2 separate regions of the Homo sapiens genome follow, and region 2 is linked to region 1. The links are chromatin contacts, found by Hi-C or POLR2A ChIA-PET in ENCODE. All regions are on one chromosome and are shown on one strand. The core of a region is the stretch at or near the end of the contact, and the rest is flanking DNA. Distances in the headings are between cores, read along the strand shown. Region 1 overlaps CGNL1 (cingulin like 1). Region 2 overlaps CGNL1 (cingulin like 1).

What was found. A loop is a pair of places that touch in the nucleus more often than their neighbours do. ChIA-PET counts read pairs that join two places held with the same protein, here RNA polymerase II (POLR2A).
Region 2: a map of PC-9 shows a loop between it and region 1 (2.2-fold over the local background). The contact joins two enhancer-like sites. A Hi-C loop is called at or near these places in 4 of 168 maps with a recorded cell type or tissue (DLD1, PC-9, endothelial cell of umbilical vein and 1 more). POLR2A ChIA-PET finds 5 or more read pairs at or near these places in 4 of 52 experiments (A673, GM10248, PC-9 and 1 more).

Annotation. Positions count from the first base shown.
Region 1 is chr15:57,443,283-57,448,074 of GRCh38, forward strand. All of the region lies in intron 4 of CGNL1 (cingulin like 1), which reads left to right. Among named protein-coding and RNA genes, the nearest start is that of CGNL1, 69 kb to the left of the region's middle. Within about 2 kb of position 1,902, at least 2 of the 41 ENCODE cell types and tissues checked have a DNase peak (open chromatin) inside an H3K27ac peak, as active enhancers do.
Region 2 is chr15:57,504,050-57,508,841 of GRCh38, forward strand. The region is part of intron 8 of CGNL1 (cingulin like 1); the gene reads left to right. Among named protein-coding and RNA genes, the nearest start is that of GCOM1, 85 kb to the right of the region's middle. Within about 2 kb of position 2,207, at least 19 of the 41 ENCODE cell types and tissues checked have a DNase peak (open chromatin) inside an H3K27ac peak, as active enhancers do.

The DNA of each region.
Region 1 (4,792 bases), core at 652-3,151:
ATAAACAACTACTCTATGTCAGACACACCTGGTGCCCTGGAAGGAAGCCACTCGTAAGAGAGTACGGCTAAACACTCGTTCCTCAATCTTCCACCGCCTTGTGTGGAACTCATTTCTTGCTTGTCCATCTTCCTTTCCCCTCCCAGGGGAGTTCTGCATGGGAAGGAAAGAGGAAGACACCTGGAGGCAGGTAACAGGAAACTTGTCTGTAGCTTCTTTCTAACTTGGGAAGCGTACATACAGGGGATAATTTTAGGCGTCAACCTACCATCTTTACTACTTGTTATTCCCCCAGCACTCAGCTAACCCATGACTGCTGCTGTGGCCTCAAATAGAACAATGCCGTACACACACATACGCAATTCCCACTGGGGAATCTTTACACCATAGTCCTTGCGTATTACACCATAGTCCTTGCATATACATAGCCTTGAGGAGCTCTACATAGTTCTTAAAGTCAGTCCAGTATTTGTTTGCTAAAACTCTGAAGTCCAAATTATCAACACGATTCTTGTTTTTTTGTATACCTGCATACAGGCTATGCAGGGAGTGCGGGTTGGAATCTCACCGGCTGTTACAGAGCAATATAAAGGGTCTTGAACACAGGGGCTTTGGGTATAACTTAGCTAACAGATGAGTCTTCAACAAATATCCTTTTTATATTGTTTTATTGGGGTATAACTTATATAAAGTAAATTACACAAATTGTATCTGTACAGTTCATTGAATTTTTAACATAGTTTTGCATCCATGCAAATCTCAACCAGATCAAGATGCAGAACACTCCCATCACCCAGGTTTCCTGGGTTTCTTCCCCCATCAGTTACACCCCATTCTTCTGGAGGTAATCATATCCTGACTTCTATCACCTAGAGTCGTTTTGCCTTTCTTGACTTTTATATAAATTTTCACAATATGTATTCTTGTGTGTGTAGCTGCATTTCCTCAACATTATATCATCAAGATTCATTAGTGTTGCATGTACTCGTAGTTTTTTTTGGTATCGAAATGTAATTTTCCATTGTATCTGTATAACATAGTGTGTATTCTTGGTGTACATTTCTGGTTTGGGGCTATTAGGAATAAAGCTACTGTGAACATTATTGTACTTGTTTGGGGAGGGGAGTAAACACATTCACTCATTTCTCTTGAGAATATACCTAGAAGTAAAATTGCTGAGTTGTGAGTTAGGCATGTGTTTAACTCGTAAATTATACCTGTTTGTTCTTAGAGTGAGCGCAGTCTTTGGCCTTGATGTTGAGATTGTCCTTGTGGGTCACAGACTAGGGGTGAACAGCCTGAACTGGGTAAGTCAGGGTAGCCCTTCTAGGGACAGTGACACTAATGGTGCCCCAAGAGATCATAGAATTATTTGTGAGAAGAAGGGAAGCTGGGGTGTTCTAAGTTAAGTGACTAGCACAGACAAATATAAAGAGGCATGGGTTGCCATGTTAGAGGGAATTTAGTGTAGTGGGAACACAGAGCCAGGATGGGCTGAGGAAGAGCCTGGTAGCAAGGACATTGGAAGTTGGAAGTTATGTAAGAAGTTTCCATTTCGGGCTGGGAAGGGGATGGGTTACCATTGTTGGATTTTAAACAGATGTGAATACCATTGTGTTTGTGAAAGTTTATTCCTTTTGTGGCTTTTGGAAAGAGGTAAGATTAGAGGAAGAGAGACCAATGAAAAGCTAATGCCTGTCTAGGTGTGGTCCCTCACACCTGTAACCCCGGCACTTTGGGAGGCTGTGGAGGGAGGGTTTCTTGAGGCCAAGAGTTTGAGACCAGCCTGGGCAATGTAGTGAGACCCTGTCTCTAGAAAAATTAAAAAATTAGCCAGGCGAGGTGGCACATGCCTGTAGCCCCAGCTACTCAGGAAGCTGAGGCAGAAGTCACTTGAGACCAGGAGGTGGAGGCTGCAGTGAGCTATGATTGTGCCACTGTACTCCAGCCTGGGTGACAGAATGAGTCATTGTCTCTTAAAAACAACAACAAAAGAAGCTGCCAAATCAAGAGATGATGAGAAAATGAACCAAGACTTTTAGACTTCAGGTTCCTATTACAGCTCCATGACTGTTTAATTGCCACGTTTTCCTACTCCTCTTCCCTCCCTCTTAGGTTTGGAATCTGATTACTTGCTGGCAAAGGTTTTAGAGTTTTATCTTTGCGGTGTCACTTAAGTGATTAGGAGAGAATGTAAGAACCCTCTCCCTTAGGGACGGAGACCATACTGGAAAACAGCAAAGCAGGTAGAGATTTTGTATGGGAAAGAACAATGTATAATTTCCCTCACTGGGTTGGATTTCTGTTTCTAAAATGGATTGTTATTTTGCCTAAGAAAATTGGAAGTTGTGTGTTTGTGTTTCTAATCATCTTCACAGGAGTAGGTAGGGAAGTACCTCATTCCAAGTTTATCACACACAACTTGCACCTGGATTCAGGGATGTGTGAGCCAAGATGCCGCCGTTTCTAGCTTTGATTCCTACTTTTATTTCTTCCCCTCAGCTATTTGTAGTTTTCTAACCACTTTACTGTAGGATTTTAGCCAAATCCTTTTGAGAGAATCATCATGTTATTTTCATGGAAGAAGAAGAAGAAAAAAAGATCCATTAATATTCATACTCAGATCAGAGAGATAATATTTTGTAATAGACTCTCTTCAATCAGATCCCTCTTCATTATGGAAATGTAACATCTAAAAGGAGAAAGCCAATTTAGCTAACATACACTTATTTACTACTTGCATACAGGCTATGCAGAGAGGGATGGAATCTCACTGGCGGTGACTCAGCAATAATCTCTAGTGTAATGTAGATTACACTGTAACAAATATATGTATAAAGGGTCTTGGGAACACAGAGGCAGGGGCTTTGGGTATAACTTAGCAAACAGATAAGTCTTCAACAAATATCTGTTTTTATATTGTTTTATTGGGGTATAACTTATATAAAGTAAATTACACAAATTCCATCTATACAGTTCATTGAATTTTTAACATAGGTTTGCTTCCATGCAAATACCATCTAGATCAAGATATAGAACACTCCCATCACCCAGGTTTCCTGGGTTTCCTGTGTTCCTTCCCCATAAATTGTCCCCCTTCCTTCTGGGGGTGATCATATCGTGACTTCTATCACCTAGAGTAGTTTTGCCTTTCTTGAATTTTACATACATAAAATTTTACAATATGTATTATAATAAGTATTCTCGTGTGTCCGGCTTCATTTCCTCAACATTATATCAGCAGGATTCATTAATGTTGCATATACTGGTAGCTATTTTGTATTGAAATGTAGTTTTCTGTTGTAATCAGTCAACATAGTGTATACTCTTAGTGGTCATTTCTGGTATTTAGCTGCTAGGTGTAATGCCAAACTGAACATTACTTTTTTTTTTTTTTTTTTTGTAAACACACTCACTCATTTCTCTTGAGAATATATCTGAGAGTATAATTTGTGGGTTGTAAATTAGGTGTACTTTTAACTGTTAAATGTTCCCAAATGATTTTACACAGTGATTGAAACAATTTACACTCCTGGTAGTGCAGCATGCCAGTTCCAGTGGCTATATATCCTCTGTAATACTTAGACTCTTTTCCATTACTTTGGTCTACTTGTCTCTCCTTACACTACTATCGTACGGTTTAAATACTGCCACTTTAGTAAGCCTTCAGATCTGGTAGCTTTATTCTTCTCCGAGATTATCTTAGCTATTCTAGGTCTTTTGCCTTTCCATATAAACTTTTATCAGCTTGTCAGCTTCCACCAAGAAAAGCCTCTAGGAATTTTGATTGGGATTATACCAAATGCATAGATAAATTTGGTGGAACTGACGTCTTAATATTATTGGTGTTCTTATTTGTGAACATGAACTTTGTCCCCACTTATTTATGTCTTAGCATCTCTCAGCAGCGTTCCGTCATTTTTGTTAGAGAGGTCTCGCACATCTTTCATTTAGATGTAGTCCCTTTCCAGTGCTGTTCATTCCTTTCTGTACTTCTGTGTTTCCATCTCGGACTGGTTTCCTTCAGCCTGGAGAACTATTTTTTGAATATCCTCTAGTACTTTTCGTGGGCATTGTTTGAGAATAGCTGTCATTCACTCTCAGTTTTCAGGAACTCTAGTGTGGCAAGTATTGTTTTGCTTCATGAATTTAAAGACGTTATTCGTCTTTTGACCTCAGTTGGCTCCATTGGAAAGCCAGCCATCATTCTTAGTGTTATTCTCTTGAAAGTGATGTGTCTTTTCCCTCTGGGTGCTTTTAATAATTTATCTTTATTGTCAATTGTTAGATTTTGACTATGACGTGCCTAAGAGTGGTTTTTCTTTTATTTATTTTTCTTGGGGTTCAATGAGCTCTCGACTTGATAGGTTCATCAGATTTGAAAAATTCTTGGCTATTATTTATTTGAATATTGCTTCTTTCACATTCGGTCTCTCCCAGCTCTTCTCAGACTCCAATTACATGTATCTTAGAAATTTTGATGGTGTTCCTCATATCTCTTGTGCTCTATTCTCTCTCTTTTCGTGTGTGTGTGTGTGTGTGTGTGTGTGTGTGTGTGTGTGTATGTTGTATGTTTGGGGCATCAGATATTCTGGATATTTTCTATTGACCTTTCAAATTCATTAGTCTTGTTTTCTGGCTACGTCAATCTTACTTTAAGACTTTCTCTTTTAAGATGTCTTTAAAAGAATGTTTTTCTTCATCCTTCATTTAAAGGATGGTTCTTTTAAGAACTTTTCTTTGGCCAGGTGCAGTGGTTCATGCCTGTAATCCTGGGAGTTTGGGAGGCCGA
Region 2 (4,792 bases), core at 957-3,456, 61 kb after region 1:
CTCTTCCAGTTTACAGAGCAGGAAACAGAGCCTCCGGGTTCACTGCTGATCATTGATGAAAGCAGGGTGATGATGATGATAATGATGATGAGGGTTAGCAGAATCACTCCTGTCTACTCAGTGCACAGTGCACGCCTGGCCACATGCTATGTACTTTACACACATTACATTTCATCCTCACCACCACCCTGTATGTCAGGTACTATCATTGCCCTTTCAAAGTGGAGGAGATTACAGCTCAGTAAAAGGTAGTTGACGGGCTCAGAGTTGCATGGTTGATGGGCGGCTGAGCCAGGATTTAAACTCAAGTCTATCTGACTCTGGGAGCCCAGGCTCTTTCCTTGTTACAGCCCCACTTGTCCTTGGGAATGAAGCTTGTGATGAACTCCAGATTTTGTTTTTAATGGATGTGAGCCAGGTGGGCTGGATCTGCAAGTATAATAGTAGGTCTTTACGTGATGTGATAGGCTAGATGATGTTGCAGTAATAAACAGCCTCCAAAGCTCTGTAGCTTAACGAAGAAAAGCTTATTTCTTGCTCATGCTTCACATCCAGTCATGGCAGGGTTGGAGTTGGTTGCTTTGTTCCTGAGTCCCCGGGGGACCCAGGTGTTGGTGATCTCTGCAGTGGGGTAGGAGGAGGATATGGTAGATCATTAATGGGCTCTTGGAGCTTGTACCTGGACATGTCACCTGCCACTTCTTGCATTTCCTTGGCCAAAGCTAATCACATGGCCACTCCTGACTTCAAGGGGGCAGGGAAGCACATTGCATGTGCCTGGAGGAGAGAAGAACTGGAAATATTAGGTGAACAGCACTAATGACCCTCACAGTGATTCATGGGGCCTGTTTGGTCAGCACCCCAAGATGGTTCCTTTTTAAAACAGATGAGGGCTGGCCCTAGAGCAGTCCTGGGGAAGGTCTTGGATTAGACTTGGTTACTCCATCCCTCCCACTCTGTCTGTCCCAGCTCTTTTGAGGGAGGGGGTGGCATTTTATTCTCCATCAGAAAAGGAGGGACCGAGTGAGAGTCTTGCCAACAGCATGGCTGGGAAACAATTGCTCTAAGAGGACGGGGGCCAAAAAGTCACCACACCTCCTTCAAGGCCTCTGTATAGAAGGAAATCTGTGATTTATGCTCTGTAACTTCTGGGTGGTACACAGTAATTCCTTCCTGGACACTGTTTGCTGTGTATATAGCGACTCATCCTTTGACATTTCACACCATTATCTTTCATTTTTCTTGATCCGTGCAGTGAATGGATCCGTAACGCCACCCTGTTTTTAAGAAAGCTGAGCTGTGATTTAGAGAAGTTGTTACTTGCACAAAACCTCACAGTGGTCAGGTGACTATACCAGGATCAGGACGTTTCTATTCTGGCCCCATTCCCCTTGCCAGTCAGTTAGAGCTGGCTATTGACCCAGGTAGCCTGGCCTTGCAAGGAGGAACCAGGGCACTCTGGGCTTTGTAGGAGCCTGGTCTGCTCAGCTCTGTCTCAGGGAACAGCCTACTACTTTAAAGGAGGAAATAATAAAGGTCACTCTTGTCAGGTGTCTTAACCCTGTGGGTACCAGAGTCAGCCTAAACGCTTGTAGCAGTCTTGGCCCAGGCTCTTGCCTACCGAGACCATGTCCTTTTCTTTCTCCAGTCCCTGCTTAGCATCGCTCCTGTGGCCATGGAAGTGTGGGGCAAACGGAAAAGTTGACAGCTTTCTATACGGAAATTTGGTCTTGTTTGGGGCTGCAAGGAAGCACTAATGAGAAGCATCCATTGGATTGAAAGTTCTTGGCCTCAGCATTTGTATTTAAGTTCTGAAAATGGCATGATTTTTATAATTCAGGAGAGACCCTTTCAGCATTTATGGATATATGGTAGCAAAATGGGAAAGTTGAAGGATCCGTTTTCACAAATAACAAGACTTCCGGGCAGGGGTGCAGGGCAGAACTGTGGACTGGAGTAGGCCTGTGAGCTTCCAGATTGAGCCTTTGGCTGCTTGTTTATCTTCTTTCTTCAAAAATCCTGTTGAACCTGTTGGACATGTGTGTGCTGACAGCAAGCTGATTTGTAATCATTTGTAAAGCCATGTGGTCTGTCTGTGACAGCGACTCTAACTGGGAGTCTAACGCTTGCATTTACCCGGTTCCCACCCCCCAATATTTTCCTAGTGACGCAGAGCGCTGGAAGCAGGGCATTGTCTGGGTGGAGTCCCTTCCGCCAGCCAGCAGCTCCTTGAAGGCGAACGGCACTGCAGGGGCATGTTGGGTTCTATAAACAGAACTTTTACATGCTGGTCACAAGGTTAGCTTAGACTGTGGCTCTCATGGTGAGGGAAGTGGTGTCTTATAAATATGATGTGAGGCTCCTTTTATCTCCTGGAAACTGGGGAACATTTTGTAAGAATTTTTCTAAGGAATGGTGTTAAAAAAACAAAGCAAAGGCACAATGGAAGGCCTAAGGCTGTGTTTCATAGAAGCCCCTGAAATGCAGTCTTGGTGAGTGTGTGGATGTAGCTGAAGCCCCCAGCTGGCAGGTTCGGGGCCTCCTTTTCCCTTCCCTGGCTGGCTCTGGGGAATTTTCCCTCAAGCTGCTGCCCCCACTTGGAAGAAACTGGTAGCAACTAGCAGAGGTCACAAGCAAGGAGTCAGAGAACCGGGTTCAAGTCCTGGGTGTGTGACTGTTGTCTACCCAACCTTAATGTATTGTGGTCATTGACTGAGGTCTTACTATGTGTCTGAAACATTGCTAGGTGCTTTGCATAATGTCTCAATTCATTTTTAGAATAATGAGAAAACTGAAGTTTCGAGAAGAACAAGCAGGACCAATTCAGGTCTGCTGACTCCAAGGCCTGCACTCTTTTTGTTTTCTTTTGTTTTTATTAAGATAACATTCATATAACACAAAATTCATTTTAAGCATTTTACAGTGTGCAGTTCAGTGGTTTTTTATATATTCACAATTTGGGTAGCCACCATCGCTATCTAATTCTAGAACATTTTCATCACCCTAAATGAAGCCCCTTTCATCTGAATTCCCCCTTTCCCTCATCCTTTGTCAACCACTAGTCTACTTTCTGTCTGTATGGATTTGCCTATTCTGGACATTTTGTATAAACAGAATCATACCATATGTCAAGACCTGAACTATGGAGCATGTTGTGTTTCGGAAAAATCAAATCACTTAACTGCTCTACATCTATTTAGTTGCAGTGTGTTGTGGTCAGAAGGATTTTTATTTCCTTGTTGAGTATCTCTGTAGGTTTATTGTGTGTCAAATGCATTCTGTGAGCAAATATGAGGATTTTATTGTCGTAACTTTTGTCTTGGACCTATATTTTAATTACAGGCCACTCTGAGAGTGAATCTTAACTAGTTTTTTTAAAGGGAAGCATGTTGACTTATTTCCTAAGGACATTATGAAGAAAACCAGAGACATTTTTAACCTATGTAATCACTGAGTTGCCATAGGAAAAACTGGGTAATTGAATATGATTAAAAGGGAGTATCTTTTAGGTGGTTCTATAAGCAAGAAAATTGCCACCAGGGCAACAGAAATACAGGATGTAAATAAAATCTTCATTAAGCAAGGTATATGTAAACTCTACAAGTACGGCAGGTTAATGACCATAAGGAGAGAATGGCCCTCACCTCTGGATGCTGTGGCAGGGACATTGTTACAGATGATCTGGTTTAAATGGCAGCATTTGAAAATAAAATGTAAACATGAGGCAGTAGGAGTAGAACCTCTAGTCATCTTAGCTCACTGAATTCCAGGACTACCTAATGCTGCCTGACTTCTTCAAGTTCATTCTAGAATCCCAGACTGTTAGAGCTGGCCAGGACATTGAAACAAGATAGACTGACCCTTTTGTGTTGCAGAGGGGAGAAAGTGAAGGCAGATAGAAGTTAAATGATTTGTCTGTCGTCATCATACATGAATTGTTAGCGGGATCTGGTCTAGAATTCACATCTTTTAACAAAAAGAAATTGAATATTGATCTGTATGATTTTTGGCATTGGAATCAACTCTTCCTTGGAAATATTTGGTACCTGGGTGATGAATACCCTCTACTTCTTTGCCACTTCCTTTGCCACATTTATTTCCATCTCTCCCATGCACTATTTATTTGTGCCCCTCCACCCTCCCCCCGCCCCACACACACACAAACAAAAAGAGCTTATCACTGTATAACCAACTGAGTTCTGAACTGTAGATGTGTTGGGAGAGATTGGTGTTGGCAATTTTGGTAAATACAGTGAGAGAAAATTTGGAAATTCTGATGTTCTTCTTGGAGCATGGGATTTAAAAATATTTTGCAATGGCTCAACCCCATCTTGCCCAAGAAATGGTAAGTAGGCAAATCAAAAAGGAGGAAGGAAGGAACCCATCACTTTACATTACTAAAATAATTTCAACTTTTTAAAGATTTGTATCTCTTTTTTGATTTTCTGATCTGTTTAGGTATTACTGATTATACCTTCTTTAAGGATGTGAATTGAACTCAGAGGGGGCAAGAGCTTGCAGAAGGAAGGTTGCAATGTGAGCTGGCTGCAAAGCCTGCAGTAGCGCACAAGCGGCCTAACGCCAAATCCCAGGCACTGAGAATCCTACCAAGAAGCATAAAGGATTTGACCAGTTAGGAGCTCAGCTCAAATCTCTGCAGAAAGGCCCTGAGAGCTGAGAAGGGTCCAATCAGCCTAGACCTCACTACTCGAAGGGGTATCCACAGACCTGCATCATTGGCATCACCTGGGAGCTTGTTAGAAATGCAGAGTCCTGGGTCCCACTCCAGACT